2 separate regions of the Homo sapiens genome follow, and region 2 is linked to region 1. Evidence: chromatin loops called from intact Hi-C (ENCODE). Cell type or tissue: PC-3. All regions are shown on one strand. Links, peaks and the distances in the headings refer to the core of each region. The heading gives the core; the rest is flanking DNA. Region 1 overlaps DDX4 (DEAD-box helicase 4). Region 2 holds the start of IL31RA (interleukin 31 receptor A).

Region 1 (16,101 bases), core at 3,831-11,830:
AATGACAGTATTCTGCTAATGCAGTCGATTTGCTGTTGTATTTGTCTACTTTTTTATATTAATAATTATAAACTCTAAAGCAGTGCAACTAGTATTTGGAACAATCTTTACAGTGTCAGGCACATTTCACTTTTCTTCACACCATTGGTTCTGTGTACGTGGGCTTCCTCCCCTTCAGTAAAGTCGTTTTGATATTGAAGGTCTTGGGAATGTCCACAGGTGTTTTCTCCTTGATCTTATTGGCAGCAGTCTTGCATGTAACAAACCTTTGATAATAGCTTGCAGCTAGAATAAGGTCAAAGAGAGTTCCTTGGTGAATTTTCAGGAATTCCTGGTCCCAAACAGGATTTTTATCTCTTCATTTTTCTTCTCATTATTCTCAGGAGGAGGAGGAGGGTCATCTTTATGGGGGGGTGCACCACTGAATGACCTTTTAAAATACTGCTTCATTATTTGGTAGAGGACTGGGTCATCATATCCTTCAATCATTCATTCCCAAATCTTCCAACGTGATCTTGATAGTATAGATTGTTTGGCAATTTCTACATTAACCTCAAATATTTCTTCATTGGAACTCCATAACTAATTGAAGGCAGGCTAGAGGCTGACATGAGCCGGGCAGCATCAGCACAGAAGGGAAGGGTGGAGGACATGACTGCTCTGTGTATGTTTTTAAACGTGTGTTTTCTGAGCATATTTTGATGTGTATTTTTAACTTAGAATTTTTTTTTTACTTTTCCCCCTCATCACTGTTTAAGATATATTCCTAATTGATAATTGATTTCCTTATTTCTAATGACTGTGTGGTATTTCATATACTTTTATCACCAAGTTTTATCTACTCCCATTCTTCCTCCATGATAGGCACTGAGATTACCTCCTGTTCCCCTCTGTTACCATAGGATGGGCATTCTTGTATATGTTCATTTATGGGCCAGAGTGAGAATTACTTTGGATAGTGGACTCGAGTAGAATTACAGGGTTATGGAAAGGAGTAATGTACTTAATTTGTCTAAATATTTCAAAAATTGCTCTCCAGAATAGCTATACCAGTTTATACTCCCATCATTAGGATGTGAGGGTTCTCATAGTCCCTATATTCCCACCAACATTTGACATTTTTAATTTTAATTAATTTTAGCCAGTCTATTTGGGTATAAAGTAAAATCTTTTTTTTGTTGTTGTTTTTTGAGACAGGGCCTTGCTCTGTTGTCCAGGCTGGAGTGCAGTGCTGCAGTCATAGCTCACTGCAGCTTCAATCTCCCAGGCTCAAGCAATCCTCCTGCCTCAGCCTCCTGGGTAGCTGGGACTACAGACTTGCACCACCATGTCTGGCTGATTTTTAAAATTTTTAGCAGAGATGAGGTATTGCTATGTTGCCCAGGCTGGTCTTGAACTCCTGAGCTCAAGTGATCCTCCTGCCTTGGCCTCCCAAAGTGCTGGGATTATAGGCGTGAGCCACCATGCCCAGCATCATTGCTTTACTATGCATGTATCTGACTGTCTCTTCATATACATGTTGTTATTCTGTAAGTTTCTACTTTTGTAAGTTGCCTGTTTGTATTTTTAGTCTATTTGTCTATTGAGCTAGCTTTTCCTATTGTTGATTGGCAGGCATTGTTAATATTCTAGATTTTAGGCTCTTTCCTGATTTAGACACTGAATATCTTCTTCCATTCTGTTGTCTGTCAGCTTTGTTCATGGTATGCCTTATTAATCAAAAATTTAATTCTGAAGTTATTAAATAATTTTTTTGCTTCTTGATTTGATTTTGTAGTTTAAGAAATTCTTCACCATCTCTGTCAAAAAGTAGCCTCCTACATTATCTTCCTTAGACTTTTGCCTTTCACATTGAGCTTTTAATCGTCTGAACTCATCCTTTTTGAATCATGGTGGCCATATTTATTTGAGTGTCAAATCAAGACATAGTGTATGCAGTATGAATATACCTAAATGACTCACAAAAAAGGAATCTTTGACGCTAAAGTTTTTCTGGTCAGCCCTGACCATTGGTCTCTAGTTATTGAGGAGTTTTGTTTGTGAACTGTGGTAAACTAGACATAATAGAAAATTTACTGTCTTAACCATTTTTATTTTATTTATTTATTAATTTTTTTCTTTTCTATTTTTTATTATTATACTTTAAGTTTTAGGGTACATGTGCACATTGTGCAGGTTAGTTACATATGTATACATGTGCCATGCTGGTGCGCTGCACCCACTAACTCGTCATCTAGCATTAGGTATATCTCCCAATGCTATCCCTCCCCCCTCCCCCCACCCCACAACAGTCCCCAGAGTGTGATATTCCCCTTCCTCTGTCCATGTGATCTCATTGTTCAGTTCCCACCTATGAGTGAGAATATGCGGTGTTTGGTTTTTTGTTCTTGAGATAGTTTACTGAGAATGATGATTTCCAATTTCATCCATGTCCCTACAAAGGAGATGAACTCATCATTTTTTATGGCTGCATAGTATTCCATGGTGTATATGTGCCACATTTTCTTAATCCAGTCTATCATTGTTGGACATTTGGGTTGGTTCCAAGTCTTTGCTGTCGTGAGTAATGCCGCAATAAACATACGTGTGCATGTGTCTTTATAGCAGCATGATTTATAGTCCTTTGGGTATATACCCAGTAATGGGATGGCTGGGTCAAATGGTATTTCCAGTTCTAGATCCCTGAGGAATCGCCACACTGACTTCCACAATGGTTGAACTAGTTTACAGTCCCACCAACAGTGTAAAAGTGTTCCTATTTCTCCACATCCTCTCCAGCACCTGTTGTTTCCTGACTTTTGAATGATTGCCATTCTAACTGGTGTGAGATGGTATCTCATTGTGGTTTTGATTTGCATTTCTCTGATGGCCAGTGATGGTGAGCATTTTTTCATGTGGTTTTTGGCTGCATAAATGTCTTCTTTTGAGAAGTGTCTGTTCATGTCCTTTGCCCACTTTTTGATGGGATTGTTTGTTTTTTTCTTGTAAATTTGTTTGAGTTCATTGTAGATTCTGGATATTAGCCCTTTATCAGATGAGTAGGTTGCGAAAATTTTCTCCCATTCTGTAGGTTGCCTGTTCACTCTGATGGTAGTTTCTTTTGCTGTGCAGAAGCTCTTTAGTTTAATTAGATCCCATTTGTCAATTTTGTCTTTTGTTGCCATTGCCCTATGAAGTCCTTGCCCATGCCTATGTCCTGAATGGTAATGCCTAGATTTTCTTCTAGGGTTTTTATGGTTTCTGGTCTAACGTTTAAGTCTTTAATCCATCTTGAATTGATTTTTGTGTAAGGTGTAAGGAAGGGATCCAGTTTCAGCTTTCTACATATGGCTAGCCAGTGTTCCCAGCACCATTTATTAAATAGGGAATCCTTTCCCCATTGCTTGTTTTTCTCAGGTTTGTCAAAGATCAGATAGTTGTAGATATGCTGCGTTATTTCTGAGGGCTCTGTTCTGTTCCATTGGTCTATATCTCTGTTTTGGTACCAGCACCATGCTGTTTTGGTTACTGTGGCCTTGTAGTATAGTTTGAAGTCAGGTAGTGTGATGCCTCCAGCTTTGTTCTTTTGGCTTAGGATTGACTTGGCGATGCGGGCTCTTTTTTGGTTCCATATGAACTTTAAAGTAGTTTTTTCCAATTCTGTGAAGAAAGTCATTGGTAGCTTGATGGGGATGGCATTGAATCTGTAAATTACCTTGGGCAGTATGGCCATTTTCACGATATTGATTCTTCCTACCCATGAGCATGGAATGTTCTTCCATTTGTTTGTATCCTCTTTTATTTCGTTGAGCAGTGGTTTGTAGTTCTCCTTGAAGAGGTCCTTCACATCCCTTGTAAGTTGGATTCCTAGGTATTTTATTCTCTTTGAAGCAATTGTGAATGGGAGTTCACTCATGATTTGGCTCTCTGTTTGTCTGTTGTTGGTGTATAAGAATGCTTGTGATTTTTGTACATTGATTTTGTATCCTGAGACTTTGCTGAAGTTGCTTATCAGCTTAAGGAGATTTTGGGCTGAGACGATGGGGTTTTCTAGATATACAATCATGTTGTCTGCAAACAGGGACAATTTGACTTCCTCTTTTCCTAATTGAATACCCTTTATTTCCTTCTCCTGCCTAATTGCCCTGGCCAGAACTTCCAACACTATGTTGAATAGGAGTGGTGAGAGAAGGCATCCCTGTCTTGTGCCTGTTTTCAAAGGGAATGCTTCCAGTTTTTGCCCATTCAGTATGATATTGGCTGTGGGTTTGTCATAGATAGCTCTTATTATTTTGAAATACGTCCCATCAATACCTAATTTATTGAGAGTTTTTAGCATGAAGGGTTGTTGAATTTTGTCAAAGGCTTTTTCTGCATCTATTGAGATAATCATGTGGTTTTTGTCTTTGGCTCTGTTTATATGCTGGATTACATTTATTGATTTGCGTATATTGAACCAGCTTTGCATCCCAGGGATGAAGCCCACTTGATCATGGTGGATAAGCTTTTTGATGTGCTGCTGGATTCGGTTTGCCAGTATTTTATTGAGGATTTTTGCATCAATGTTCATCAAGGATATTGGTCTAAAATTATCTTTTTTTGTTGTGTCTCTGCCTGGCTTTGGTATCAGAATGATGCTGGCCTCATAAAATGAGTTAGGGAGGATTCCCTCTTTTTCTATTGATTGGAATAGTTTCAGAAGGAATGGTACCAGTTCCTCCTTGTACCTCTGGTAGAATTCGGCTGTGAATCCATCTGGTCCTGGACTCTTTTTGGTTGGTAAGCTATTGATTATTGCCACAATTTCAGATACTGTTATTGGTCTATTCAGAGATTCAACTTCTTCCTGGTTTAGTCTTGGGAGAGTGTATGTGTCAAGGAATTTATCCATTTCTTCTAGATTTTCTAGTTTATTTGCATAGAGGTGTTTGTAGTATTCTCTGATGGTAGTAACCATTTTTAAATGTACCGTTGAATCCCTTTTTTTCAATATGGTGAGAAATAGGGATCCAATTTTATTTCTGTCCCTATAACAACCTAGTTTTTTCCAGCACCATCTAAGCATTCTGTCTTTTCCTTGTTGATGTGTGATGCAAATTTCATTTCTTAAACGATTTTGTTCTTTGTTGTCTTAAAGCATTGGATAAAATCTACAGTTCATTGACGAGTAGTAGAAATAACAAACATCTAGGCTTTTCCTCACTTCAATGGGAATGCTCCCAAATTTTTATAATTATGATGTTTGCATTAGGCTACTAATAGTTATTTTTTAAAATCATGCCAAGAGAGTTTCTTTTCATTTCTACTTGAATATTTGTTTTGTTCAGGAATGGCAGTTGAATGTTATCAAATGGCTTTTTAGAATTACTGATTTCTATTATTTCTCCCTTATATCTATTAATGTAGTAAATGAATTTTTAAATGAACTTTGTGTTCCTGGGCTAAGCCTTACGTGACTCTTTTATTGTACTATTGGATGAAATTAGATATTTTATTTAGCACTTCTGAATTAATGTAAGATTGGCGTATAGTTTTCTTCTGTCATGTCGTCCTCACTTGGTTTTGGTTTCAAGCTTTTCATGTTTTCCAGTAAGCTCCGGAACATGAAAATTACCTGTTTTTTTACAAGTTGTATAGAATTTGTTCATAAAACTGTCTAGGCCAGGGCAGATTCTTTTTTTTTTTAAACTTTATTGAAGCATAATGTACACATAGATTCAATATGTATTTCAGTAAGATACACAGCATAAATGTACAGCTCACTTAATTATCAGAAGCTGAACACTCCCTGAAAGCCAGCACTCAGATCAAGAAAAACAGCATTATTAACAGCACCCTTGAAGCCTTCCTTTTTCTTCCAGGCACCGTCCCTCTGTCCAGAAGTGACTATTATCCTGATTTCTAACAGCATAGATCAGTTTTCCCTATAAATGGCAGTCATATAAAATGGCGTCATACATTGTGTTCTTTTTTTGTTGAGGTTTTCTCCAGGTTGTTAGAAGTAGTTATAGGTTATTTGTGGATGTATGATATTCCCTATGTAAATATACCGTAAATTAAAATATTGATGGTCATTTTTATAGTTTCCAGTATTTGCCTGTTATGAGTGGTTCTCTTAAGAATGTTTTCCAATTCATGTCTTTCGGTGGATATAAAAATCTTCTCTGAATGTGATTGGCAGAACAGTAGCATTGGCATCACCTGGGAACTTGTTAGAAATGAAGAATCTCATACTGCACCCAGAACTACTGCATCAGAATGTGTGTTTTAATGAGATCACCAGGTAATTTGTATGCACATTACTGTTACACTCTGAAGTCTCTATTTGGAAGACTTGACACTGAATTCTAAGTGTTAGTGTTTCAGCTACTTGGGGTAATGAAAGGGATTAGAAGTCAGGAGAGCTGGCAGCCCTAAGCACCACTAAATAGTTTCAAAACTCTTTGCCCCTAAGTCTTTTCTCATCTTCCTTTAATTTTCCTCACTCTGGTTTAGGCAAATCACTGTGGAGAAAGGTTGGAAGATTATAGAGTCTTAGAGCGCATACTGAAGTCTCATACATAATTGGGTTCTTTTGCTTGGTGGTTTTAGTATATGGAATTTTTTTTAAGTTCTTGTTCAATATTTGAGCCTCTTTGGATTTGGTCCAAGTGTAACTATATTGAGAGATATTCTTTGTGGTCAGTTGTTGGGGATTGTGTACACTAACACTAAATTCATTTTAAATGGACTTCATTTTTATTTCTTTTGGTTTATTTTGGTGGATTTCATAGCATTCAAGAAGAGCATCTATACTCCATCATTTATTGGTATTAGAGTCTTATTTATTTTTATTGCTATGTATAATATGTATTGTGGGGATTGCCGTGATATATATCAATGACAGCATATCATTACATTCATGAAAGTGAATGTAAACTTTCACATTTACATGTGAAAGTACTGTGAGATTTAAAACTACTAAAAAATGGAAAGGAAATAATTGTATATTTTCCTTAGGATTGTGTGCTAATAACAAGGTAAACTGGGTTAATTCTTTCTTAGAACCTTCTACTCTTGTACCATCATTTTTATGTATTTTTTATTTACATAGGTTTTTGGGGAACAGGTGGTGTTTGCTTACATGAGTAAGTTCTTTAGTGGAGATTCGTGAGATTTTGTGAACCCATTACCTGAGCAGTATGCACTGTACCCAATTTGTAGTCTTTTATCCCTCACCCCTCATCGCACTCCTTTCCCCAAGTCCCCAAAGTCCATTGTATCATTCTTATGCCTTTGCATCCTCATAGCTTAGCTCCTGCTTATGAGTGAGAATATCTGCTATTTGGTTTTCCATTCCTGAGTTAATTCACTAAGAATAATGGTCTCCAATTCCATCCAGGTTGCTGCAAATGCCATTATTTCATTTCTTTTTCTGGCTGAATAGTATTCCATGGTGTATATATACACCACTCATTGATTGATGGGCATTTGGGCTGGTTCCATATTTTTGAAATTGCGAATTGTGCTGCTATAAACATGCGTTTGCAAGTATCTTTTCATATAATGACTTCTTTTCCAACTAGTGAGAGGTAGGATTCCCAAGAATAATTGTTACCCTGTGACTTTATTGTAGAATCTTTATTGAAGACCTTTTCATGAAAAAAATCTACTGTATTGAAGTCTTATGTAAACCATAAAGCTTAATGTTTTGAACCACCACTAATTTTAAGAACATTACCCACCGGGCGCGGTGGCTCACGCCTGTAGTCCCAGCACTATGGGAGGCTGAGGTGGGTGGATTACTTAAGGCCAGGAGTTCGAGACCTGCTTGGCCAATGTGGTGAAACCCTGTCTCTACAAAAAAATAAAAAAATTAGCTGGATATTGTGGTACACGCCTCTAGTCCGAGCTACTCAGGAGGCTGAGGCAGGAGAATTGCTTGAACCTGGGGGTCAGAGGTCGCAGTGAGCGGAAATTGTGCCACTGCACTCCAACCTGGGTGACAGAGCAAGACTCCATCTCAAACAAGACAAAACAAAAAAATTCTCATGCACATTTGGGTTGTTTCCTTTTTTGCTGTTATGAACAAACTCTCATCATTCCTTAGTTTGCTAAGTATATGTTAAGTCATGAAAGGTGTTAAATTATGTAATATACTTTATCTGGAGAGATTAGTTATTTTTTATTAATGTTGTGTGTTACCTTTTTTTAGATATGGTAGTGTTAAATACCCTTGCATACTGGGATAAACCCAATTAGTCATAATATATTTTATCCATTCAGTTTACTGTTGGGTTTGGTTTGCTAATATTTGTTTTTGAGATTTTGTATCTATGAGTAAGGTTTATAATTTTCTTCTGAACTTTCATATCAAGGTTATGTTGGTCTGTAGAATGAGTTGGTGAGTAATTTCTCTGTTTCCTGGAAGAGTTGTATGACAGTTGAATTATTTGTCCTTTGAGAGTTTGGTAGAACTCACCTGTAAAACCCGATCTCTCTGCATCTTTCTGATGCAGAAAATTAAGTACTGATTTAACTTCTGTAGGAGAGTTGGGTTTTTTATTGATTCTTGAGTCACTTCTGGTGAGTCAATTTTCTAGGAACTTTTTCATTTCTTTTAATTTACTAGCATAAAGTTGTTCAGAGAAGTTCTCTAGTTGTCTTTCTGTTCTTTGAGATTCTTTTTAAACACATTTCTAATACTGTTCACTTGTGTCTTTGTATCTGTTCTCCCTTCACCCCCATTATTAGTCCTCTAGTAGTTGGTTACCCTGGCAAATTTTATAGGTCTTTTCGAAGAACCAAGTTTTGGCCTTTTTGAGCTGCTGTATTACGTTTGTTTCCTTAAAAAAAAAAAAAAAAAAAAAAAAAAAAAAGAGGCAGACAGACAAGGTCTCTTTCTGTTTCCCAGGCTGGAGTGCAGTGGTTTAATAATAACTCACTGCAGCCTTGAATTCCTGGGCTCAAGTGATCCTCCTGCCTTAACCTCCTAAATAGCTGGGTCTACAGGTGTGCACCACCACACCCAGCTACTTAAATTTTTTTTTTGGTAGAGATACTGTCTTGCTATGTTGCCCAGGCTGGTCTCAAATTTCTGACCTCAAGCATCTCTTCCCACTTTGGTCTCCCAAAGCTGTTTCCTATTTTATTAATTTTCGTTCTTTATTTCCTTTACTTTTGTGTGATTTACTTTGTTTTTCTAATATTCTTGTTGAGATGGCTATTAAGCTTATTGAGTTCTTATTTTCTAGTATAAATATTTAAATACTGATAAAGTCACATTTTTATCATATAATTTGAAGTATTTTTAAACTTCCATTGTGAGTTTTTTTTTTGAGCTGTGGGTTATATAGAAATGTTTTTAAAAATACGTCACCAAATGGGATTTTAAACAATTTTTTTCATATTTAATAGCTTTTGATTTGATTGCATTGTGATAAGAGAATCTCATGTATATGAATTGATTATTGAACTCTTGTTGAATTTGCATTATGGCCCTTCTACATGGCCAGTTTATAAACACTCTCCATTGTTGAAGAATGTGAGCTCTTTAATGTTGAATGCTGTATATTTCTTTGGAATCCTTGTGCATACTATTGTATGGATGACCATAATTTCTTTATTCCACTTTGATCATTTATTTGGTATTACAGACAGTGCTTATAAAAATTTTTTTATGTCTGTCTGGATAACCATGTGATTATATCCAGAGGAGAAATTCATGTTACTGTACTTTCAGAGTATATGCCTTTTAAATTAGGATCAAGATTGATCTAGTTTATAATCTAAATACAGTGTATGTTTCGTGCCTGTTTCCCTGTGTCCTTGTTCTGGCTATTAGCAAATTTAAGACTGTTTTCCATTTTTTAAAAATTTATTTATTTTGTTATTTTCTTTCAGGGAATAGAAGGGACTTTTCCATTCAATTATGAGGTTAAAAATTGCTGTCTTTTGATTTCTAGTTCTTTATGAATCAGATTTAGTCACAATTTATTTTTCTTTAGGAGAACTGTCTATTCATGTAGCCATTTTTTTTTTTTTTTACTGGGCTGTTTGTCACCTTTTTTACTGCTATATAAAATTTCTCCTTTGCCACATGTGGCACAGAAGGCTTAAGGTTTGCAAGTACTAGATACTTGTTTTTATTTGACTTACTTCAAAATGTTGTTTGCTTTAGAAATGGATGATGGACCTTCTCGAAGAGATCATTTCATGAAAAGTGGATTTGCCTCTGGGCGGAATTTTGGAAACAGAGGTAAGCATCTTTGTCTTTCCTTAATCTCCTGAACTGTTGAATAATTGGATATATAGAGGCTTTCATGGCCATTTGGTACAAAGCTAAGTCTGTTGTAAGTCAGTGTGTAGTAGACTTGGTGTTGAGATAATGAGTTCATCATTTTTCCAAGTTCATTTTCTTTTTTCTGTTTTACTTCTTTGGGATAGTAGGGAGTAGTGTTAAGTTGATTAGACAGATTGGTTGGAGGGATGGATGGGTTGGATGGATGGATGATTCACAGAGCTGCTGCTTAATGTGTTTGTGATATTGATTTCCAACAATTGATGTGGGAAGAATATTTGTAAAAGCTTCAGGGATTAGAGGTGAGAGGGACTCTTTCTTGAATTTTATATTTTTCAAGAAAAGGCAGTATAGGAAACATTTGTTAGCTCATTAGTATTAATTTTTTAAGAGTTTATTTTGCCATTATTGGATTTTTAAATTTTACTTTTAGAACAACCACCTGATATGACAGATAATGACACAGCAAAACACCTTTCTACAGTCCATTTTTAGACTTAATATTAACATGCTAGAAATATGTGCTATATTTTATTATAGTGCAATAACATATTAGAACTTCAGGTTAAATTTATTTGAAAATCCATACGGTCATTTTTTTATCTTTTAGGGGATGCCATAGCGAGGGCTATTTGTTAAACATACTTGACACTTATTCTTGAATTTATGAGATGTTATTTTTTGAAAAACTCTATTGAGACTTGCAGATATTTTTGCTGTGGAAACTAAAAGATGCATGATGTTTTATTTGACATTTGGAAAATTTAATTTCTTTAGATACAATAAACACAAATTTGAGTTTTATATTTTGACATGTTTCTGCCACTAATAGAAATGATTTATTCAAATATACACATATATATTGGTTTTTAAGCCTGCATATTAAGATGCATTGTTTATTTGGACAATGTAATTGTGCTAAGAGATTCAGATGAGATTTTGTTAGCTACTATTAAAATTAGAAATATTTTAATATTACATTTAGGAGCATATTTATTATTTACGTATCTTTTAAAATTATATTTTAGTAGAGGTTATGTGATATTTTGATACAGGCTTCTAAATATTATTGAATAAAACCTTTTTCAGTGAGAAAATCATCACTGAGGCAGATTTTACCACAAATTATTTTCATGTTTTAGGTTGAAATACACATAAAATTTCCGATCAGAACTCTCAGTTGTTAATACTTTAAACAATTAGCTTTATATTACCTGGGACATTGTAGACCCATGAGTATAACTTATTTTCCATATGATTCTTCTAACATTTTATATAGTTTCCTTTTTTTTTTCTTTTTCTTTTTTGAGACAGTTTTGCTCTTGTTGCCTAGGCTGGAGTACAATGGCACAATCTCGGCTTACTGCAACCTTCACCTCCCAGGTTCAAGTGATTCTCCTGCCTCAGCCTTCCGAGTAGCTGAGATTACAGGTGTGCGCCACCACGCCCAGCTAATTGTTTTTTATTAGTAGTAGAGACAGGGTTTCACCATGTTGGCCAGGCTAGTCTTGAACTCCTGACCTCAGGTGATCCACCTGCCTCGGCCTCCCAGTGTGCTGGGATTATAGACGTGAGCCACCACGCCTGGACTGTATAGTTTCAATCTTGATTTTCTTCTCAGTAGAACTTGCATAACTAATAATGTGGTTTTTGAAGTTGACTCTTCATTGCTTAAAATATCGACTAGCTTGTTATGTCCTGTGAAGTATGTCTGAGTAGCTTGGACTTCTTGAATCACACATCTTTGAAATCTGATTAAAATACTTTTATAGTTGGGCATACACAATTTTACAGGTGGTTTCAGGAGTTACACAGATCCCTTTTAACTCCCCTCTACAAGGGTTTTACAGAGGTAAGTAAGACAGTATATAGGGATCACAGGGAATGCTTTAATTTTTTTCTCAGTGATAGTTTAAAGCATCATTTTATGCTGTTTTGGATGTCTCTCCTGTTCTTTTTTTAATGTTTTATTTTAAATAATCGTTCTTGCTATCACATCTCTGCTCTCGAGATTTTTAATTTAGTGGTAGAGAAACACATGGAAAGAAATACTACTTTAAAAAGGTACAGATAGTATGCTGTGGGAATGTGGAAGAAGGATAAATTATGACTGGAGGGCTAAAGGAAGACTTCACATAATTGGTTTTTTGAAGAATGAAGTGAATTTTGATAAGACAAATAAGAAAGTAGGGAATGCCATGCCAAAGGAATAGCATGTACAAAGATACAAAATATTAGCAGTTGACAGTGTGGAGTATTGGAGTTGTTTGGTGTGAATTAAAATGTTGGGTGTTTAGAATTACATAGTGAGAAACAAAGCTAAGAAGGTTAGTATGGGGAAATAGTATGGCGAGATGGGGAGGCCAGGAGGGGAGTGGTAGTCTTAGGTTTTTCCCTTATGTAGCCCCTTGTTTTAATTTTAAAAATGGAAAGGATATGATAAATATAAGAAATAGAAAAATAAAAAATAGAACAGTTAAACAGGACACGAGTGTAAGATTTTCAATAGCAGTGACTTTCACACAGGGCAGAGCGTAATAGCTGGCTCTATCAGGATGAGAATTCAACATATAGAAAACTATGGAGCAGAATTTTCCTGCTTGAAGGTCTCCAATATAATACCAACTAGTAGAAAGCTGTGTTTCACCGGTAGTAGATTTGTTTTTACCTTGGTATCATAATTTAAGAGTTTTTCTTTTAAGTTGCAGGTATATTAATTAATTTTAGGTTTCTGTGCTACTCTTTTCCCATCCTTGGAAGTCTCTTTACGCCAGAAATTCATTTAATTCTTAGTTTTTGATGATGACACACTTAATTTTATATGTTAAAGAGTTTAACTGTCCACCCTTTTTCAGATGCTGGTGAGTGTAATAAGCGAGATAATACATCCACAATGGGTGGTTTTGGAGTTGGAAAGAGTTTTGGAAACAGAGGTAATTACTTGGTTATGATATCTTACAATCAAAACTTGAGTGATTTTTTAATAATTGAGTTTAAATACTGATTGACAGACATTCCATATTGACATTTAATTTCAAGGTATATATTCTGTGAGTGCCTTTGCACTAAAGATTATCTTATTAAAACTTATTAAAAACATTTTTTAATTTTATGAAAGATTACTGATGAATGCTTTTAAAATTAATTCTAGAGACATGTCTGTATGCTTCAGAGATGCATAACTCTTAGACATAGGTTTTTAGGAAATAAGTTTGAAAGCAAAACTTGACGACTTTTTAAAAAAGAGTAAACAAAAAGAAGCTAACAAGATTTTCATGTTATTGAGGAGAAAATCATTGAGTTATTGGGTTATAATTTAGTTGTATTGTCCTTAGCAGATGAAGAGATTGAGTTTGTAAAATTTTGAGAATTTTGATGGTTTTAAATAGAAAACATATAGTGGTTACACTGACATATTCCTCTGTTTTGCCCATGTGCATACAGAGGAGTATATGACAATTGAGGTAATACAGAATTGGCTGAAAAGAAAGTTGTTTTTAACCTTAAGAGAATGGAGTTGATAAACTGACACAAAGCAGAAATTGTTGTACAGCCTGAGTGAATTTGCATGTGATAGCTATGTATACAATTGTGTATCGCTTATCTTAGAAGGCATCATAACTAGTAGTTCCTGTGTGGTTATCATTTTTACCACAGAGGTACAGGAAATTGTTTCATTTTATATTTTGTATAGGTTTTTCAAACAGCAGGTTTGAAGATGGTGATAGCTCTGGTTTCTGGAGAGGTAAGGTTGATATTTTTGTGTTTTAAAATTTAATGTCAAGAGTACATGCTAAAAAAGAGAAATTAAGATTAAGTCTCTTAGTCCGGGCCAATTCTAACTTATTTAAACCAGATTTTATGAAGTAGCTATATCCAAAGCCTTAACCAAGGATATTACTGCTTTGTACATAAAGAATTCAGGCATCCTAATTTGGCCTGTTGCCATCTGCCTTAATCCATGAGGTACAACTTTTGAATGCTCTGAAACTTAAGAAAATGGGGATAGATAATAAAAAGAAGTAGTCAAGAAGTGAAACTTCACTCTCTATATAAATACAGTTTGTGATGTATAGGGTCACATTTAGATTCAAATAAATCTAAGAAAAAGTTTCATGAGAATGTAAATCAGTGCTGAAATTAAAGACAATTCCATTGAAGGTACTGACACTCTACAGGAATACAGAGAATGATGAGAATGATGAAAATAATGATACCAGAAGATGGACTACGATAAACCAGTGCATTCCCAAATCTGATTGAGTCGATTTGGGTGAGGTCTTAGAACCTGTATTTAAAAGCATCCATGGTGATCCTGATACCTCCTGTGTTTGGTAATCATTGATGTATGAAATCTTTATAACATAGAACACTTTAGGGTGCCAAACTTGGCTTCATGTCTCTGCCTTGCTACCTGCTAGTTGAAGTAGAACAAGTTGCTTAATTTTTCTAAGCCAGTTTTCTGTTCCATAGAATGGAAGGTATTCATTTTATAGGTGGTTAGGCAGGCTAAGTGAGAATGCGTGTAAAAGCACACAGCTGAATACCAGACACATTCATGACAAACACTCAGATGTCATCCATCTATCTTCATTAAATATTTGAAGCTGATCTTATTAAACACTTTGATTCCCAAAGTCAAAACCAAGCCTAGACCTGATCACCTTAAAACACTTTTGGTATAAGGCCGGATTTTAATTATCAAATGAGACTGTTTCTCCAAACTATTGCCAGTCTCTTTCTCCCTACTTCTCTTTTTTTCTCCTATCCCGTTCAAATGAAAACATATATGATGTAGAACTAGTATTTGTGAGAGAAGAAAAATACCATCATTTTTATTCTTTTCCATTTCTATGTGTTTCTGTTCTGATCTCTTTTAACTCATTTAATATTCAAGATCATTTCTACTTATACACAGACCTTTCTACCTACTTGACCCCTTTGTAGAGATGGTGGGCCAGGGAGCTTTTGAATACAAATTCCAGTTTCTCATGGCACTTGAGAGAACTTCTCTCCGAAGTGGCCTGCTTGCTTTGTTTTGATCTACTTTCTTCTTTTTTCGTTTTTAGTTCCCCTAAAAAAAAAAAAAAAAAAATATATATATATATATATATATATGGATTGAATTCATTCATTGTCTCAGTTGTTAGCAAGCCCAAGTTCTGAGCTCACGGTAGAAGCTTTTTACTCTGGACACAAATGGATAGTATGTTTTTAAATTTTTTTCCCCTGTCATCTACTTTGCTTAAGCTGGTATATTGTAGTGATAAGGAACTCAGATACTGGATTTGAACACGTAGGTGTGAGACTCAGATCCTCCTCCTGGCAATTGTATTATCTTGAAAAAGCCTGTAACTTTCTGCTTTTCATTTTCTCTATTTGTATAATGATGACTATATCTACTTCACAAGGTTTTTGTGAAACTTTAGACTAAAGTTAATACATGTGATACATTTAGAACACGGCCAGGTACATACTTTATGTGTTGTTATTATTATTTTTCGAGACGGAGTCTCGCACTGTCACCTGGCCTGGAGTGCAGTGGTACAGTCTTGGCTCACTGCAACCTCTGCGTCCAGGGTTCAAGTGATTCTCCTGCCTCAGCCTCCTGAGTAGCTGGGATTACAGGGGCCCGCCATCACGCCCGACTAATTTTTTTTTTTTTTTTTTTGTATTTTTAGTAGAGACGGGGTTTCGTCACGTTGGCCAGGCTGGTCTCAAACTCCTGACCTCACGATCTGCCTGCCTCGGCCTCCCACAGTGCTAGGATTACAGGCATGAGCCACTGCGCCAGGCCATATGTTATTTTTGTATAATTAATAGGTTGTAACTAATCTTGGTAT
Region 2 (15,381 bases), core at 7,382-15,381, 93 kb after region 1:
CCGGTATGCTTCAACACCCAATCCATTTCAACGTTGTTTGACTTGAATGCTTCAACAAAACTGTGTCCCATAGTTTCTCTGTCCTTTTTCAGGGCCAATTTGACTTCATTTTCTGATTCAAGTTCAACAAAAGCCTTGTCACCCAGCCTGCCTTCTCTGTTGTAGATGAAACGAATACCTTGAGCCTTATTTTGAATTTTGCAGTCAGAAGAAACGCTGCACTTCATCGGCCAAGCAAGACCAGGGCAAGCCGTGGACCTTCAACATAAACCCCTCGCCACCTTTGGTGCCCAACATCATTGTCTCTTACCTGGTCTGGTGTCAAAACAGACCAGACACCTGACTTCGGCAGGGCTAAAAAGAAATGGCCCACTTCTTAATTATTTTGGTAGACTTTACTAGTATCTATGCTCCTGAGATTATGGCTGTTGCATCTGTGTGGTGGAAATACTACATAATGGAGTGTACTACTGTTCATCTCTTTCTAACTCAGCAGTCACGCTGGTAGACTGAAATTGGCCATAGTGGAAGTACTTACATCACAGAAATCAGCAAAGGCAACAAATTGGAACTTTTGAAAATTTTTCTGGAGAACCTGTTGTTAAACATTTACCAGCACACTACTGCCTGGAAGCCAAGAGAAGATGGAGTATCAAGGGGAGAGGAATCAGTTGTATCAAGTGCTGCTAAGATGAGGTTAGTAACGTAAGGTTTGGAAATTGAACATTGGATTAAGCTCCATGGATTTCACAAGGACTAAAAAAGACAAAATCGCTGCCTTTGTGGAACTTACATTCTGATGATTGACTTGGAAATTTAATAGCAAATAGAACAGAAAAAAATGTCCTGCCTTCATGGGTTGGGATGTAGTAGGCATTTTGAAGGACCTGCTGTTCTTGGAATAGTAAATTTCATTCTCTCCACCTTCTAAGCTTTGTATGTTCTCTGTGTTTAGACTGCCCTTTGCTGTCTTATTCTGCTGGTGTACATCTGTCTATTCATTTCTTTAGGATTCAGCTCAAATGTGTATTCCTTTGGGCAGCTGTCTCTGAACTTTGCAGGCAAAATTAAATGCTTGCCCTGAATATTCCTGTGTTTTTCTTATGCCTGTATTTTTCTCATTGCTGTAATGATGGCCCATTTCTACATCTTTCCTTGATGAGCCCACTGACTGATAATGGCTGCGATCTTCATCTTTGTATCTCAGGGCCTGCCACCATCCTTGGCACATAGTAGATCCTATGTTTCTCTACATCTTTAGAGACTGAAGGAATCAAGTAATTAACCTGGGATTAAGATATTGAGATCTGATCCAAGGCAGAGGGACCACAAGACCTACTCCATGGGGGGATGTAAATGGTTGTCAGTAGAACTGTGCTTATTTCTGTCTCTGGACCATTTGACACTCTGTCTTTATCATTCTCTCTCCTGATTTGAATATCTAATCTGGGGCCTGAAACAATCAATGTGCTATATTATAAAATAAAACTTGTTTGCTTTTCTATTCAGAGACCTTTTATTGCTAAAATTTTCCACTTGTTACCTTTTCTTTCTCAATCAATTTACACTTTGAATTTATTCATTTGTTTAGCAATTTCCATTTTATTTTCATCTCCTCATGTTTTCTTAAAACTAAGTTACTTCTTAGCATCATGGTTACATCAGGGATCATTTGGTTGCAAGGAACAAAAACATGTTCAATCTACTTTAATAAGCAGCAGTTTATTGCATTGATATAATAGGCAATGTCATGGGCATCCACAGGCAGGGACTTAATACAACAGGGTCTCTTGTGTTCCACATGAGCACTTGTACTGAACTGTCAGTCATCACATGGACTCTCACCCTTGCTTCTCTCTTTGCTTTTATTCACTCTCTCCTTAGCCATCTTTCTTTTCTCGCATGTCTAAAACAGGGCTGCCAGAACCCATCACCTGATAGCTCCACTCAGCTGACTTTGTTTCACATTCCCATGTGAGAGGATCCGGTGAGTTAGCCAGGTCTATGAACCACATGTAACCTGGGATCCTATCTCGATGAAAGGGTGTGTTCTTCATTTCCTAGGGATGTTGTAGCAAATTACCACAAACTTGGTGGCTAAAAAACCACAGAAATGTATTCTCTCACAGTTCTGGAGACCAAAAGTCCAAAATCAAGATGTCAGCAGTGTTCCTTCTGGAGTCTCTGAGGGAGAATCTGTTCCATGTTTTTCTTTAAAAAAAAAAAAAAAATTTTTTTAAGAGATGGTCTTGCTATGTTGCCCAAGCTGGTGTTGAACTCCTGGCCTCAAGCAATCCTCCCACATCAGCCTCCTAAAATGCTGGGATTACAGGCATGAGCCACTGCCCCTGGTCTTATTTCATGCCTCTCCTTCTCCTAGCTTGTTGTGGCTCCAGCAATCCTTGGTGCTTCTTGATTTGTAGACACATCATGCCAATCTCTACTTAGTCACGTGGTTTTTCCTTGTGTCCCTCTGTGTCTGTCTCTTCTGTTTCTTACAAGGGCACTGATTATTAGATTAAGGGCCACCCTAATCCAGGATGATCACATTTCGAGATCTTTACCTTAATTATATCAGCAAAGACTCAATTCCAAGTAAGGTCATATTAGGGTACCAGGTAGACATATCTTCTGTGGGCCACTATTGGACCCACTATGGGAGGTGTATGGGAGTATATGAGAGGTATAGTCAAAGGCTACCAGCATGGCTTTGAGGCCCCATTGCAGGTGCCAGTAAATGCCTAGTTGTTCCACACCTCTACCAGGAATACTTGTCACTTTATCATTTTGAACACTTACTTTCAATTAACATGTTCTGCTGAAATGTCCCTTTCTCTAAATAACTTTCAGGGACTCACATCCCTTAGGGCGGAATTAATGACTTGCCTTTCCCATTTCCCATAGCATTTTATACACACCTCTGACAACACTTGCCATTTTCATTTATAGCACTTTGTTTACGTGTCCATTTTCCCACTTAAGTTGTGGACTTTTCCTGGGTGGGGCCTGTTCTTTACTCAGTTTTGCTTCCGCAGTGTCAAGCACAGGATCCAACTTTGAGTTATGTTTGTGGAATTGCGTTGAAAGTCTGGGCTTCATGGATTGAATTTCTTCCCTTCCAGCCTTAGTGTTACTTGATTCAATTGTGTTAATTGTCCATTCCAGCCAGTTTCGTCTGGGATTGTACTCTGTTGTGTTCTCTGTTACATGCTCAGCTCTGCCCCGTCTTTCCTGCTGCCACAACCTATGTTAGCCCTCATCAGCATACTTCTGCTGCCCAAATTCTTTAGGCCCTGCATTCTCAAGTTGTCCCCACCACCCCTTCTGTTCAGGTTAATCTTCCCTTTTGCATGCATGTGCCCACACATGGGGATCCACTTTACATGTTTATCTTAGCCATGGTCGATGCAGTTAGGATTTCCAAATTACATTATCAGTACCAAATTAGGTTTGAAAAAGGAGAGGGAGCATTTCTTTCTTTTGCAATCTTGTCACAGTGTTTCCTGTGGTCCCAGAAATCATGGTGGAAAGAAAATTGGGATTTCAGGAAACATTGCTTGATTCTGCAGGAAGTGAACAACGTTTTCTAATGATTTCCAGAAAAAGAAATGTCATATTTTTCTGGAGTACTTTAGGAGGAAGTAGTGCAGTCAGTGGTGGGAAATATGTCCTCCACTCCCTGTTAAGTTCTCTGTGGCAGATCTTACATATTGCCAGTGAGTTCCTGCTCTTATTTAAAGAATGAAGATAATGATATTCTGCAGCTATGAATTTTGAGTTCAACTATGTAGTTGCTGATTTTCTGCCTACTGGGTTTGTCCATTTCCAATACAGGGGTGTCAATATCTTCACTATCATAGTGGATTCTTCTATTTCCCATTGTAGTTCTGTCAGTTTTTGCCTTATGTATTTTGATGCTCTGTTGGTAGATGCATACAAATTAAGGACTGTTATGTCTTCTTGGAGAATTGGCCCCTTTACCATTATATAATGTCCCTCTTTATCCCTGATAACTTTTCTTGCTCTGAAGTCTGCTGTTTCTGAAATTAAGGCAGCTACTTCAACTTTCTTTTGATTAGTGTTAGCATGATATCTCTTTCTCTATCCATTTATATTTAATCTATATGTGTCTTTATATTTAAAGTTGGTTTCTTTTGTTTCCTTTTGTTTGTGTATGTAAAATGCAATCTTCCTTCTGCAGCTTTCTTTATTGAAGTGTTTGGTATATATTTGGTGCTAGCATGGCCATTGCTAATTCATGAATTTTTTTTTACTTTATTTATTTGTAATTTCAACTTTTATTTTAGAATCATGGGGTACATGTGCCAGTTTGTTACATGGTATATTGTGTGATGTTGGGGAGCCAGAGGGGAAAATAAACCACCTTTCCTATAAAGGCACAAAAGAATTACATCCAATGTCTCCTCAGAAATCATATAAGGAAGATGAAAGTAGAATGAAATATTTAAAGTGTTAAGAGAAAAAAACCCCCACCAACCTAGAATTGTTTATCCTATAAAATTATCCTTCAAAGTGAGGGAGGAATAAAAACTCTCGGACAAAAATTGAGATAATTTGTTGCCGGTAGACCTGCCTTGCAAGAAATGTTAAAAGTTCTTCCAAGAGAAGTAAATAATATGAGTCAGAAACTCAGATCTACATAAGGAAAGGAAGAGATCACAGAAGAAATAAGTGAAGGTAAAAGAAACACTTCTATTTTTCTTATTGTGAGTTGACCTAACAGATAAGTTTGTTCAAAGTAATAATAATTATAACAATGTATCTGATTAATATAGTTTATGTGTAAGTGAAAAACAGTCATTTTACTTTTCATTTTCTACAGTTTTAATGATATACCTAGGTGTAGTTTTTCTGGAATTTATCTCACTTGGTGTTCTCTGAGTTTATTGGATCCTTGGTTTGTTTTCTGATGTTAATTTGGGAAAGTCTCTGTTTTTACTGCTTTAAATATTGTGTCTGTTCTTTTTTCCTTCTTCCCTTTCTGGTATTCCCATTATGAGTATGTTACACCTTTGCAGTTGTCCTGAAATTCTTAGATACTATTGTTTATTTATTTTTAGTTTTTTTCTCTTTGCTTTTCCACTTTGCAAGTTTCCATTGTCAAATCCTCAAGCTCAGAAATTATTTCTTCAGCTATGTCCAGTCTACCTGTGACCCCAATAAAGGCATTCTTCATTTTTGTTAGTGTTTTTAACCTCTAGCATCTCTTTTTTATGCTTCCTTAGAATTTCCATTCTGTGCTTAAGATATCCATCTGTTCTTGCAAATTGTCTACTTTTTCCACTCACCCTTAGCATATTAATCATAGTTATTTTATATTTATAGTCTGATAATTTTAACATCCATACCATATCAGGGTCTGGTTGTGATGCTTGCTTTGTCTCTTTAAACTGTGTTTTTTGCCTTTTAGTATGCCTTATAACATTTTGTTGAAAGGTGAACATGATGTACCAGGTAAAAGGAACTGGGGTAAACAGACCTTTAGTGAGGTCATGACAAGATGTGAAGGGAGAGGAAGTGTTTGACAGCCCTATGATTAGGTCTCAGTCTTTTAGTGAGCCTGTGCCTCTGGACTGTGAACTTCACAAATTGTGTTAATTGTGGTACAGGTGGATTTCACTTAGGTGGTACAGGATGGCAAGAGAGGGCTGTAGTGGGGTATTTTCTTTCCCATTAGGTTAGGCTCTTGAGGGCAGGTGATATGGTTTGGCTGTGTCCCCACCCAAAATCTCGTCTTGAATTGTAATCCTTGTAATCCCCACGTCAAGGGCAGGACCAGATGGAGGTAATTGGAACATGGGGGCTATTTCCCCCACGCTGTTCTCATGATAATGAGTGAGTCACATGGGATCTCACGGTTTTTTAAGTGTCTGGCATTTCTCCTACTTGCACCCATTCCATCCTGTTGCCCTGTGAAGAAGGTGCCTACTTCTCCTTTTCCTTCCGCCATGATTGTAAGTTTCCTGAGACCTCCCTGAGCCATGTGGAATTTATAAAGGAAACCTCTTTCCATTATAAATTACCCAGTCTCGGGTGTTTCTTCATAGCAGTGTGAGAACGGACTAATACAGCAGGCCTTGTTAAGAAGAACGAAATGCTCTAGTATATTTCAAAATGGTTACTCCCCTCTGTCCCTCTGCTACCTGCTATTTTTCTCTAATCTTTGCTATGAGAATTTGGTGGTTCTTATACGAGCTCCTGTAGGTAAAACTCACAAAGTATGAGGGCCTCTTTATGACTCGGGCTCCCTGGAGTTTTTGACTCTTATACTTGTCCACACTGAGCCTTGAGTGATTTAACAATGATAATTCAGGTTTTCCTACCCTGGTACTGGTTCCTGTGGAAATGAGTTTGTGTTCTGGGGAGCTGTGATTCTCTGTATATCCACCTGTCTGTCTCTCCAATTTTGGGGACAGTGGTTTGTCCTGTGACCTCACTTCTCTGATGGATCTAAGAAGAATTGTTGATTTTCAGTTTGTTTAGCTTTTTACTTGTTGTTAGGACAGATTTATGCCATTTAAGCTCCTTACATGGGGAACCAGAACCTGGAAGTCCCAGCTGTAAATATTGAAGGCATAATGATTTCTTAACTTTTATATTCTGATGCGTATTGTTTGGTTCTCTGCCTTTCCAAAATAGGAATTGACCCCATAATATTTCTGTACATTTTAACTGGGAATGTTAAGACCTGGATAAATTCTAATCTTGGCTCTGCTGCTAATGATGTTACCTTGGGCAAATCAGAGACTGAGTTTTCTCATCTATAAAAGTGAAGGGTGCAGACTCATTTCTAAGTCTCCTTCTAGCTTTAAAATTCTGAGGTGGGCGGATCACGAGGTCAGGAGTTCGAGACCAGCCTGGCCAACATGGTGAAACTCCGTCTCTACTAAAAATACAAAAATTAGCCAAGCTTGGTGTCGTGCGCCTGTAATCTCAGCTACTTGGGAGGCTGAAACAGGAGACTCGCTTGAACCCGGGCAAAGTTCAGTGAGCCAAGATCATGCCACTGCACTCCAGCCTGGGTGACAGAGCAAGACTCCATCTTGGAAAAAAGAATCTATATTTTATGATGTTACAAAATATTCTCTGATTTTGAACACTAATACCAGTACTCTGGGTAAACCTGTGTGCTCAAGCAGGTGCCCTATTATACTTTCTGGAATTTAAAAATAAACTTTTTATTTTGGAATAAATTTAGATTTATAGAAAAGTTGTTAGCCAGACATGGTGGCTCACACCTGTAATCCCAGCACTTTGGGAGGCTGAGGCAGGTGGATCATGAGGTCAGGAGTTTGAGACCAGCCTGGCCAACATAGTGAAATCCCATCTCTACTAAAAATACAAAAATTAGCTGGGCATGGTGGTGTGCACCTGTAGTCCCAGCTACTTGAGAGGCTGAGGCAGGAGAATCACTTGAACCCGGGAGGTGGAGGTTGTGGTGAGCCGAGATCATGCCACTGCACTCCAGCCTGGGCAACAGAAAAAAAAAAAAAAATAAAAATAAATAAATAAATAAATAAATAAATAAATAAATAAATAAAAAGAAAAGAAAAGTTGCAAAGATAGGGCTGGGCGCAGTGGCTCACACCTGTAATCCCAGCACTTTGGGAAGCCAAGGCCGATGGATTACTTGAAGACCAGCCTGGCCACCATGGTGAAACCCTGTCTCTACTAAAAATACAAAAATTAGGTGGGCGTGGTGGTGCACTCCTGTAATCCCAGCTATTCTGGAGGCTGAGACAGGAGAATCACTTGAACCCAGGAGGCGGAAGTTGCAGTGAGCCAAGATCGCACCACTACACTCCAGCCTGGGTGACACAGCAAGACTCTGTCCCCCGCCAAAAAAAGTTGCAAAGATAATGCAGAGTTCCTGAATACCCCTTACTGTTTTCCCCATTGGCAACATTTTATATTATTATGGTACATTTGTCAAAACTAAAAACCAGATCATGAATGGTACATTACTATTAGCCAAACTCTAGGCTTCTATTTGGATTTCACCAGTTTTTCCATTAATGTCCTTTTTCTGTTCCAGGATCCAATGCAAGCTACCATATTACATTGAGTCATCATATCTTTCCAATCTCCTCTGGTCTGTGACAGTTTCTCAGTCTTTCCTTGGTTTTCATGACCCTGATGGTTTTGAAGAGTGTTGACTAGATATTCTGTAAAATGTCCTCAAACTTGGGTTTTTCTGATGTTTTCCTCATTACTAGACTGGGCTTGTGGGTTTTTGGAAAGAAACCACAAAGATGAAATACCTTTCTTGTCACATTATATCAGGGATTGGTTATATCTATATAACATCACTGGTGATGCTAACTTTCATTAATTGGTTAAGGTAGTGTTTGCCAGGTTTCTCCACTGTAAAATACGCTTTTTGTCTTTCCCAACTCTGTTCTTTGGAAGTGAGTCATCAAGTCTAGCATACCCTGAAGGTGGGAGAAGAGAGGGAATTAAACTTCATTCACTTCTTAAAGATAGCAGTATCTACAGATCACTTAGAATTTTTCTATAAGGAAAATTAGTCTCTTCTTCCACATTTATTTATGCAATCATTTATTAATATTAATATGAAGTAATGTATATTTATTTTATACTTTGAATTATAATCCAGTATACATTATTCACTTTTTTGCTCAAATTGTTCTGGCTTTGGCTGGAAGTTCTTTCAGATTGGTTCCTGTGTCCCTTTGACATGCTCTATCCTTTTGCTTTTTCAACATTTCCTTACTATCTGGTACTACAAGATACTCCAGGCACATTTTGTATTTTCGTTGCCCAAGTCCTGAAATCAACCTTTTCTCCAAAAAGCTCTGGGTTTTAAAACAAATTACAATTTATCTGTTTTGGTTTTTATAAGCATTGCCATGATGACCATCCTTGATGTTATATCTCTGGAAAACTCCATGATTATTTCTTTTAGATAAATATCTAAAAGTGGAATTCCCGGATTAAAGGCATCTAAAATGCTTTTACTATGTTTTCCACTAACAAGGTGTGAGATGGGGGGGCTGCCTCAGGGGCTGCAACTCAAAGCCCACTTCAAATGGGAAACACTATCCATCCGTCAATCCATTTATCTATCTTAGAACTCTCTTTCTATGACTTTCTTATTTTCAAAACAAACAAGGAATAAAGAAAGAAAAAAATGAAACAAGTAAACAAAAGACCTCTCATCTAGACTCTCTAACCACCCAACAAATCACATTGCTCCTCCTAGGAGGAAATGGTTGAGGTGTCAGACTGAGAATGACATCTATTTCCCTTCATGGGGAGAGCACTTGTTAATTCACCTATTAATTCACTTTTAAAATATAATTTTACATTTTATCAAAGTAATACATATACATAGTTTAAACATTCAAGTGGCACTCTAAGACTTACCACGAATAACAGCAATACAGTGCTATATCCCTTCCCATTGCCAAACTTTCTTCACAGAAAAAATCACTTTCATTTCTTTTAGCTTTTTTTTTTTCTGGGGTTTATTTCCATATCTATAAAGAACATGTTTATACTGCAATTTAATTTTTTTTTCAATTTTAGACATTATCTATTGACTTCTTACTAACTATGGAAGATAAAGACTGAAGTCTCTTACCAATTCTATACACAAACACACACATATGTGCATCCTTTCCTAACCCCATTCTTTCAATATAGTTATAACTTTTGTTAAATCCATTAATGTTTTCATTGTTGTGACTCTATAGTTATTCATAGCTGAGCCACATATTGGACTTTAAATATATTTTCTTATATAACATTTTCTTTTTCCTGGAATTAATAATTATGCCATTTTTTGGTTTCCTTAACTTACTGAGCCGATTACTCATCCTTCTCCAAACTTTCTAAGAGTGCTGCAAAACTTTTCAAGTTTCAACATCTGTCAGATCCATTGGGTCCCCTCCATGTATTTTTTCATTGGAAATATCCCTCCTTGAGCCTGGCGTCTGCCACTCACTTGGGCTAGTTGCTCTCCAAGCCTGTTGTACTCTTATCATCTTGGGATCTCCCTTGGCCACCATTCTTGGAATTCTCTCTCTTCTATTTGAAATTTGCTGTTTTTGGGAGCCCATTTTTCCTTTTTGTTTTGGCTTATGCTCTTGTTTTTGTAGTCACTTTTTTCAATAACATCTCGAAAATGGTCACATGGGAGATAAAGTTCTTGAAACTTGGCATGTTGGAAAATGCAGTTTCAAGAACGTTGTTTTACCTTTCTTTCTGATGGATCATTTGGATGGGTAGAGCATCCTAGGTGAGAAATAATTTTCCAATAGAGTTATAAAGGAATTGATCCATTGCTTTCTAACTTCTGGTTTTGTTATTAAGTCTAAAGCCATTCTCATCCTTGATCCTTTGTATGTGACTTATTTTTTTCCTATCTGGAAACATTTTTTTTCTGTTTATTCTTGATATTCTGAAACTTCACTGTTTTGTACTTCAGTGTAGATTTATTTTCATTTATTATGCTGTTTACAGTGGGCCCTTTCAATCTGGAAACAAATGTTCCTCAATTCTTGGGAATTTTATTGTATCACTTCTCTCATTATTTCTTTCCCTCCATTCCTCTGTTCTGTGCTTCTGTACTGCTGGTAGTCAGATGTTGGCTATTCTTCATCTCTTTGTCTTTTCTTCTATCTTCTGGAAGATTTCCTCAACTTTATTTTCTAGTCTTTAGACTTCAGCTCTCATATTTTGAATCTCCAAGAGTTCTTGTTCTCTAATTATGCCTTTATCATAGCATCCTATTCATATTTTGTGGGTACAACATTTTTTCTTATTTTCTATGAAGGTTTAACTAATATTTCTTTTAAAAAATATTCTGCTTTCTGCATTGCCTTTCTTTCAAGTTTTTTCCCCCCATCTGCTGTTGGGATGGGAGAAATTTAATGAATTTGGCTTTGTGGGGTTAGGATTAGGTAGTCTATTTCTTTTTCAGATTTTCAACCAATCTTATGATTTTTGTTTCAGAGGTATAGTCAATTCTCATTATTCCTTCATTATTCCTGGCAATTATGTTCAATAAAATCGCCACAAACACTGAATTAGAAAATACTGCTGAGCGTGGTGGCTCATGCCTGTAATCCCAGCACTTTGGGAGGCCGAGGCAGGTGGATCACCTGAGGTCAGGAGTTTGAGACCAGCCTGAACAACATGGAGAAACCCCGTCTCTACTAAAAATACAAAATCAGCTGGGCTTGGTGGCGCATGCCTGTAATCCCAGCTACATGGGAGGCTGGCCTGAGGCAGGAGAATCACTTCAACCCGGGAGGTGGAGGTTGCGGTGAGCTGAGATGGCGCAATTGCACTCCAGCCTAAGCAACAAGAGCGAAACTCTGTCTCAGAAGAAAAAAAAAAAGAAAAAAAGAAAATACTGAATTATTCTCTGTGGGGGAAATATAGAGTTAGGTGCCTGTGAGCCTCTGGTCACAACATTTTTGTCAGCTAATCAATACATAACCTTGTTTTGTGTGTGTTTCTGTTTAAAGACACCTTATTTAATATACATTGTTGATTCATCAACATTGAACTCATGGCTAATAACAGTACTATGACTCATGCCTGAATAGAGCTTATTTAACACACATATTTTCTCCATGAGGCACAGCCTCCTTCTGCTTAGGAACACCAGACAGCACTCCAGCACTCTGCTTGGGGGGCATTCGAAACAGCAAAATCACTCATAAAAGGCAAAAAATTGCAAAAAAAAATAGTAATAACCAGCATGGCACTAAATAGACCATGAAAAGACATGTGTGTGCAGTATGAAAATTGAGACAGGAAGGCAGAGTGTCAGCTTGTTCCACCTCAGCTGGGAATGTGCATCAGGCAACTCAAGTTTTTCACCACGGCATGTGTCTGTGAATGTCCGCAAAACATTGTGAGTATTGATTTGGGGGGTTACAAATAATTCCTAGCAAGTAGGTGAATTCACAAATAAGGAAGCTGTGAGTAATGAGGGTTGATTTTACCTACCTAGTGTCTCAAATCCTGAGCCGTATGAGATTCCGTGGCATAATTATGTTTGCTTATTGTTGGCAACCTTATTAGGCATTTCTAGGTTTCTGCTTTCTCATCTTTACCAGTTCAGTTATGGCTTGATTCATTTCTCTTTTTCCAAAGATTTGTTGACATCTCTTATTTGCTGTTGCCTCTTCCCATTTGTTTTGTCTTGTGGTTCTATATCTTTGCCATAATTTTTGTGGAGTTTCCTGAGAGAGTAGAGATAAATGTATATGCTCAATTGGTCTTGTCTTAACCAGAATTCTATTTAATACACAACACCTTTAGTGAGCTGTTATGCATGTAATAGGTGTTTACTAAGTATTGGTTGAATAAATTCAAGAAATGCTTGCTATTTTTGTGCTAGCATTTAGCTTTTCTCTATAGTATATTATAATGGAATTTTATTTTATTTTATTTTATTTATTTTTTGAGACAGAGTTTCACTCTTGTCGCCAGGTTGGAGTACAATGGCACGATCTTGGCTCACTGCAACCTCTGCCTCCCGGGTTCAAGCGATTCTCCTGCCTCAGCCTCCCGAGTAGCTGGGATTACAGGTGCCTGCCACCATGCCTGACTAATTTTTTTGTATTTTTAGTAGAGATGGGGTTTTGCCATGTTGGTCAGGCTGGTCTCAAACTCCTGACATCAGGTGATCCACCTGCCTCAGCCTCCCAAAGTGCTGGGATTACAGGCGTGAGCCACCACGCCTGGCTGGAATTTTAAATATCTCATAATTATAATCTTCTAGGTAAAAGACTAGCTCTCTTTCTCACCCTTATTCCTCCTACTTAGTGGAACATTGCCTAAGGAAGATGGGGAATGGGTTAAAAATTAAAATGTGGGGCTGGAAAGCATAGCTTGTTTTAAAACTTAGTTTTCTTTCCTTTTGCATCATAATCTCTTCCCCGGTCTATTTATTTCTCGTGGTTTTGTCAGTCCATTACAAACGGTTGCAAAATTGTGGTACTAGAAGGGATCCTAGAAATAATCTAATTTGAACCTTTGATTGCTAGGAAACTGAGAGTCAGGCTGCCTTGGTTCAAGTCTTGGCTCCACCACCCATGTAGGACATGTTGCTTACTGTTTTGACCTCAGTTTCCTTGCCTATAAAGTGGGAATAAAAATACTCCTGATGTTATAGGATTGTTGTGAAGATTAAAAGAGATAATTAATGTGAAGTTCTTAGTACTATGCCTGACACACAGTAAGAGCTCCACAAATTATTAATGATGATTATTACTAGTGGCTAAACTGAAGCTCTGGTTTCTCAGTTCAGTATGTTTTCCTTTAGACGTAAATAAGAATTTGTAAGCCTCTTTTTGGAGTCAGCTACCATTATTTTCTTTCCTTCATCTCCTTCATTGTCTAAAGACAGTTAACATGATTGCGTATTTCTCATTTCAAGCTAAAGATACTCTCACTGTTTCAGCTATTACCACATTTGTAAGGACTTCCTGAAGAGAAAATTTAAAAGTTAGTCACTTCTTTTAGTTGTTTCTGGTCTTTCAGATGATCCTTTTTTTTTGTAGAGTTGAGTGTTTTTGTTTTTGCTTTTGTTTTTAGTTAACAATAATGCAATCCATTTCCCAGCATAAGTGGGTAAGTGCCACTTTGACTTGGGCTGGGCTTAAAAGCACAAGAAAAGCTCGCAGACAATCAGAGTGGAAACACTCCCACATCTTAGTGTGGATAAATTAAAGTCCAGATTGTTCTTCCTGTCCTGACTTGTGCTGTGGGAGGTGGAGTTGCCTTTGATGCAAATCCTTTGAGCCAGCAGAACATCTGTGGAACATCCCCTGATACATGAAGGTGAGTGCTAATTCATTTAGAAGAGTGATAGTTTGATCATCTTTTTCTACTTTATAAAAGTCTTTTTCTGTTTTCTTCAGTGAAATTATGGGTCAGACCCACCACGTGAATTTCTCCTTGAACTGGTTGTTGATAGTTAAGGGAATCTAATCTTTTGGCAGGCAATATTTTAAAATGCTGAGATCAGAATGGAGAATCATGAGTGTTAGAGGTGAAGGATTGGGGAAAATATCTGAAATAATGGATTTATCTTTCAGGAAACTCTAGGCTAGAGAAAATTAGACCTAGAGGATTCAGAGGAAAATCCTTGTGTGTACTGGTATTTCATGGCAGGAGAGCTGAGAGAGAGTAAATCACTAATAGCTACCACATGATTTTAGTGGAAAGAGTCCAGGTTTGGAATAAGACAGTCGTGAGTTTGAATCTCATTTATGCTGCTTACAAACTATTATTTTTGGACAATTTACATGATATCTCTTGGCCTCAGATTCCATATCCGTAAACTAGAGATGAGTAATACAAACCCTACACGGATTTTTAGAAGTACAGGATGTAATTTGTATAGTGTAGTTAGCACTTTGCAGGCTGTCACTGTTCCAACATGATAGTGCTTTTGCCAGTCTCACTACTGGCTGTCTCAGAATGTTCTTTAAATGAAGGCAGCCCACAACCCAAATGGATTTATAGACTTTGAAACTGGAGGTAGTCATCTGACAGCTCGCAATCTCATCTTGGGCAATGTATATATAATCAATATCCTCATCCAAAAAGTAAGGATGTCATTATTTTATTAGGCTGAAATTGCCAAGATTTAACTGTTTTTGACTTAATAAAAATAGCAATTTCATTTGATTTAACCTAAAACATAATATAGAAATAAAATTTAAAATATGCAGGCCGGGCAAAGTGGCTCACACCTGTAATCCCACCACTTTGGGAGGTCGAGGCAGGTGGATCACCTGAGGTCAGAAGTTTGAGACCAGCCTGGCCAACATGGCGAAACTCTGTCTCTACTAAAAATACAAAAATTACCTGGGCCTGTTGGCAGGCACCTGTAGTCCCAGCTACTTGGGAGGCTGAGGCAGGAGAATCACTTGAACCCGCGAGGCAGAGGTTGCAGTGAACCGAGACTGCACCACTGCACTCCAGTCTGGGTCACAGAGTGAGACCCCGTCTCCAGAAAAAAAAAAAGAAATAAAATATAAAATATGCAACTATAAATATAAAATATATAAATAGAAAATATAAAAATATCTGTCTCATTTACCTGAAGGGTGACAAGAATCTAAGGAGATAGTATACATGAAAGTGCTTGTAAATCTAAGGCCATTATTACTGCGACTATTATCATTACTGCAAGCTCCAAATAAACATTTAAAAGAGACTGAGAACAGGGCACCCTTCTACTTGATCAGTGAAAGTATAAACCAAGTCCTGTGGGTCTTGAGGAATTCTGAGGCACTGAGAGAGGCTGAGCAGTGCATCGCTTGACTACCTCCCTCTCAGTGTTATGAGTCTGCAGGTGCTTGAACTTATGGC

Evidence for each region. Hi-C counts contacts between places; a loop is a spot of excess contacts. Peaks named below come from ENCODE experiments on the same cell type or tissue, not always from the same donor. Only the 100,000 strongest peaks of a DNase experiment are listed, where the experiment ranks them.
Region 2: it touches region 1 in a loop (2.5-fold over the local background); 2 of 110 quality-filtered maps call a loop at or near these places.

What each region holds. Positions count from the first base shown.
Region 1 is chr5:55,750,062-55,766,162 of GRCh38, forward strand. DDX4 (DEAD-box helicase 4) reads left to right here. Exons shown (of 22, transcript NM_024415.3): 4 at 10,139-10,216; 5 at 13,114-13,191; 6 at 13,953-14,003. It also overlaps the pseudogene LOC107986371. Among named protein-coding and RNA genes, the nearest start is that of DDX4, 20 kb to the left of the region's middle. In PC-3, for the core only: no CTCF peak of the experiment used is centred there; a DNase peak (open chromatin) is centred at 8,390; H3K4me3 peaks cover 504 bases; H3K27ac peaks cover 4,079 bases.
Region 2 is chr5:55,839,726-55,855,106 of GRCh38, forward strand. IL31RA (interleukin 31 receptor A) reads left to right here and starts at 11,632. Exons shown (of 15, transcript NM_139017.7): 1 at 11,632-11,908. The coding sequence starts at 11,846. It also overlaps the pseudogene HNRNPH1P3. In PC-3, for the core only: no CTCF peak of the experiment used is centred there; a DNase peak (open chromatin) is centred at 11,626; H3K4me3 peaks cover 857 bases; H3K27ac peaks cover 1,194 bases.